Regions from separate parts of the Mus musculus genome. Here region 2 is linked to region 1. Evidence: chromatin loops called from intact Hi-C (ENCODE). Cell type or tissue: heart. All regions are shown on one strand.

Region 1 (2,500 bases):
AGGCAAGTTAATAATGTCGTCGCATAAGATATTTTGGTGAAAATCAGCTTTTTCTGAAACACTCACTCCGCAAACTCTCCAGCACAAACAGTACATCCATTTAGATACAGTCCATACTTCACAGCATAGAGCACTGCTCCTTCTACAAAGCATGCATCTTCTAGCCGTGCCGAGTAACCACCAGCGTGACTTGTCCTCTCAGATTTCACCTCCAGTCTTATGATTATTAACCCACCACACAAGTGGAGGTTCAGACAACCTCGCAGGTGTCTGCTCTAATTCTGGACCAGTCCTCCTAGGAGGTCAGAACATCCTAATGGCAACAGAATAAGCAGGCTCCACCTTCAAGTTAAGGGAAAGTTGGATGAAGGAAGACTACTGAACTATACAGTAAACAGCACCCACTGCCCCACACAGTCATTGTCTGCGGACACAGAAAATTTCCATTAATAAAAATGTCAATTCTGACAAAGCAGACCTTTTCATCCTATTAAAAACAAAAACCCAAGCACTTTATTTAAGTGGTTCAGTAAACACAGGCAGCTGCAGCGGATTAGCTGCTAATTCCCATCTCCCTTAATGAATGTGTGCTGTAAAGAATCCCAGCCAAAGCTGGGTGGTGGTATGTCTCAAATCCAGGAGGATGAGACAGGAGAACTGCTATCAGCTTGGGGCCAGCCTGGGCTTTATAGCAACTGCATCCCACCTCAGAAGAACTCTATATACATAAACATAACTTCTGACTTCCCTACTTCCACAGAGCAGGGACTAAATCCACCCTAGCCTATGCCTTTCAGACAACCGCTCTATACTAAACACCCTTAGCTGTCTTTGACTTTATCCCCCATCCCCTTCCTTCCTATGTCACGCAGACTTGCCTGATTTTATAATCTCCCTGCCTCGAGCCTTCTAGGTACTAAGTTGACAGACATGAGCCTCCATGTTGGCTTAAGTTTACTTTTTGATGAACATGATACCCAAAGCCCAACAGGTATAATATGGTGACATATAAACGATTTTGATTTTAAGATGCCTTCATATTTAAAATTGCTAAGGTTAACCTAACTGCTAAGGTTAAAGCACAAATTCTGTGAAGAAAATCTGTAACTTAGGCTGGATATGAATGTCTGACACCCCTGCTTCCACTTCCTAAGTTTAGGGATATTGGTGTAAAGCCACTATACCCATTAAAACAATTAGCTAGAGCTTAATTATCAAGTTAACCTTGAAATTATTTTCAGAAACAGTAGTATGAAAAGTTGAAAGCATTTTTGAAGACTTCCATGAAACACATTAACACACATTAGTAAGGGGCATTTCTGCTTTTATTCTGACACTACAGGTAAGTCTACAGATAAAACTGAAACCACATACTACAATTGAGAAAGTGAGTTCCCATGACTGAAGCACGAGGGCTCACACCCTCTAGTGGCACAGTTAGGAACTGCCTTAAACACCAGGGCAGGACAGACAGCTATTGGTTAATAAAGCTATGGCCACCCGAGTTTTACTTATCAACACTTCACAGTTGCTAAAGAAGAAGCACTGTTAGGCAGCGAGGGACAAGGCTTGATTTAACCTCCTCTATATTCTGAACATAAGTAGCAAAAATGACCAGAGGAAGAAGACTATGGGAAGGTAAAATAAAAGCCAGGTAGCTTAATAATTACTTACAAACTATAGGTTAAAAAATGTCAGGGGTTGGAGAGATGGCTCTAGATCAGAATTTGAATTCTCACAGCCTTTGCAAAAAGCCTGATCAGTTAACTCATGTCTGTCATCTCAAAGCTCACATGGCAAGGTGGGAGGCAGAGACAGAATTCCCAGCTCTAAAGCCAGCCTGACATGGCATACATACATGAATGGCAGAGAAAAAGTCAAACAAGGTAGAAGATAAGGCTGACACCCAGGGTGGTCCTCTGGTCTCCACGTTCACATGTGTACAAAGAGGAAATGTCAGGCAAATTAATATTTTCAGCAACTTCCTATGGCACGGGAGTGTGCACTGGCTGAGGATGTGGCTGAGTAGGTCGAGTGTTCGCCTAGCACACAGAAAACCCTAGGTTCAACATCTAGGAGCACAGAATAGAGGGTGGTACAGACGTGTGATCTCAGTTTGAGAGGCAGGGGCAAGAGGATCGGAAGTTCACGGCCATCTGGCTACATAGTGTCAGACCCAATTTCAAAAAAGGAGGGGGGCTATTTATTACAAGAGTTATATTCAGTAACCAACACACAAGTCCAAATTAACAATTTAATATTTATCTATTTTTAATGTGCGTGCCACCCCTGAAACCCCACTTACTTCCTGAGACAAGGTTTCTCTTCTGTCTGGCATTTACCAATTGTTAGACAGGCTGGCCTTCAGGCCCCAAAGGTTCTCCTGCCTCTGCCTCCCTGGGATCAGGATGATAAGCAGGCATCACTACATCAGCATTTGTAGGTAGATCCTGGGATCAAACCCAGGTCCTCAGGCGTGTGAGGACAGCCCTGTAAGACT
Region 2 (2,500 bases), 460 kb before region 1:
TCTTGTCACAAGGCTCAAGTGTGTCATGGATCGAGTTTCACATTTCATCCTGGAGTGGCCCGGCCCCAGCAGTTATCTCCAAGCTGCTGTGGCCCTGTTACTTAATCCCTGGACCTATTATCTTCCCTGTACAGATGGAGAACAAGAAGGAAAGGAAGGGTGTAAAATGACAGGCTGTAGGGGCCCCAACAGTTACCAAAGAAAACGCCCCGGTTTGAATTCTATCCATTCCTAATCCTCTCAGAGAGCCACTTTGTACGAGGAACTTCTGTGCACACCGGGCAGGACAAAGTGTCGACTGGGAGCACAGCTTTTCTTGTTTAGTTTGAATGAACACTCTAAGCTTCGTGGGCCCACAGGCTCTTGGGGAGTAAGGAGATTGGATGGCTTAAGTTTTGCTAGCTGGATCGACGGTTTTGAATTTTATCCAGCCTCGTAAATGTGTCACGTCATATACAGACCTTTCCGTTCAAGATCAAATTTGGGACTAGAAAGGTTTTCCTCCGGAACCTTGCGGGCTCCATGGTAGCACTATTTTCAGCTAACTCCAGGCCTGGACTCTAAACTGAATTGAAGCAAATATCAAATCCAGAAGGCTCTCATCCTTGGGCTCCACCTTTCATCCAGCCTGGATTCTAGAAGAAACTCCCGGCTCTCACAACTGCATCGGCGTGGCTGGTTATGAATCTGACACGCAGGACTAAGGAGCCTGAACTGTGGGTATTAATGTAAAGATTCCTCTACTGGTGCTGATGGGGAATTATTGGGCAAGTTTTATTTCCTGGGCCCAGGTGACTTGCATAACCCAGCAATCTGCACCAGGAGAAATATGTGCTGACCCGGACAGAGCTCACCATTTACGCACTCTACACCACTGGAAAATCCGGGGCCAAATAATTTCTCAAACAAGCCTGCCCCTGCGATGATGTAAGTTCTTCCCCTAAACGTGGGGCTGGACCACTATGAGCCACCTACCCCTGCAGCAGCGGCAGACCTCACTCGCTAAGTCCTGCGGCAGCCTCGGAGGACTCGCCAAGCCCGCGCGGTCGGGCCAAAGGGACCCCGCGCGCGCCCGCGCCGCATCCCGAAAGGGCGCGGGGCCCCCCCAGCACCTACCTCGCACTTTCCGCTGCAGGCGGCGGGCAGCAACGCTCTCCAACCGCTGCAACGGCCGCGACGAGCCCGCCCAGAGTCGGCCCCGGTGCCTGCGTCCACGTCCAGCCCGGTGCCCTCCTCCCCGCCTGCGCGTCACAATCCCGCCGCTCACCGTCACGGCTCCGGGAGCGGCTCACGCCTCCCGCAGCCCGCGGGCCCGCACCCGCGGCGGCACGCAGCGGCTCCGCGCAGCCTCCAGCCCGCCCGGTCCGCCCGGCCCGCCTCTCGCCGCTTTCCTCGGCGGGCGCCCATCCCACCCCGCCCCGCGCTGGCGCCGCCCATTGGCTCCGCCGGTTGCCAGGCGACGAACAACCGCGGCCCGCATTGGTCCAGCGAGGACTAGCCTCCGACAACCCCCAGCAGACGCCAAGCCGCTCTCCCCCGCGCAGCTGCGGCTACCGCACCTGTTACACCCGGGGTCACCCGGCCGCTGCTCCCCGCCCCCAGCTCTCCACGGGGACAAGAGGAGGGTCCTAGCCGCTTTAGAGCCGGGCCTCTGAGGCCACCCCTGAACCCCAATGCTCTCTGGAGAACCAGGTGCGCTCCCCAGAACGGAGAGACACCGGGGCATTCCAGAATTAGGTCAGGCCCTGGAGAAGGAAGGTAGTGGCCTCTGGAATCAATGCGCCAATGCACAGAAATCCGTGTAAAACCAGGGCCAGGGTAGTGCGCGTGAAACCCCGAGTTCATTCCTCAGGACTGCACAGAACGCATGTGAGGGTCTGTGATCCGGCAGAATTGAAGTACAAGGTCATTGGCAGCTTGAGGCTAGCCTGGGCGTTATGAGAGAAGCTCAAGTAGTGAATAAAACAAACTAAGGCAAAGGAAGGGACCTAGGGAGGAGACAGCTGGAAAGGGAAACTAAGAAAAGGTACTTGTGAACTAGACCTTGATGAAAAACTCCCTAGGCCCTCTCCATGAGTGCCAAGAAAATGTAGGACAGTGGCAATTGGCCAAATCCACTTGCCTCTCCCTACTATTTTCACCTAAAGTTCCCCTGGGAAAGGAAAATGGAGAAACCTTAGTAAAGGGTAGGGTGGTGGGGTTCTAGCAAGCTGTTTACTCAAGAGGAAAAAAAAAAAGAGGTTTGGGGTTAAGTGGCTCCTGTGAGAACAAAACATCGTAAAAGGAACACAAGAAATACACCACTGCCACAGAAGAACAAGACAGAGAGGAACAAGGACTACACATGCCCACAGTGCTAGGTAGAAGATCAGAGTGCAGAAATGAACAATGGATTTGAAGGAGATTGGATGCTAAATACAGGTAGCAAGGATACATCATTACAAAGGCGCTTTGGAGCACAGTGCCAGTGAGAAATTACTGCCAATGACTGTCTTACTCT

What was found. Hi-C counts contacts between places; a loop is a spot of excess contacts. Peaks named below come from ENCODE experiments on the same cell type or tissue, not always from the same donor. Only the 100,000 strongest peaks of a DNase experiment are listed, where the experiment ranks them.
Region 2: a loop joins it to region 1, with 2.9 times the contacts of the local background. A loop is called at or near these places in 3 of 42 quality-filtered maps.

Annotation. Positions count from the first base shown.
Region 1 is chr3:145,941,092-145,943,591 of GRCm38, reverse strand. The region is part of intron 2 of 2410004B18Rik (RIKEN cDNA 2410004B18 gene); the gene reads right to left. Among named protein-coding and RNA genes, the nearest start is that of 2410004B18Rik, 4.3 kb to the right of the region's middle. In heart, a CTCF peak has its summit at 1,443 (motif pointing left); a DNase peak (open chromatin) is centred at 1,454.
Region 2 is chr3:146,403,552-146,406,051 of GRCm38, reverse strand. It overlaps Ssx2ip (synovial sarcoma, X 2 interacting protein), which reads right to left and starts at 1,410. Exons shown (of 14, transcript NM_001355661.1): 1 at 1,117-1,410. In heart, no CTCF peak of the experiment used is centred here; a DNase peak (open chromatin) is centred at 1,471; H3K4me3 peaks cover 2,152 bases; H3K27ac peaks cover 2,201 bases.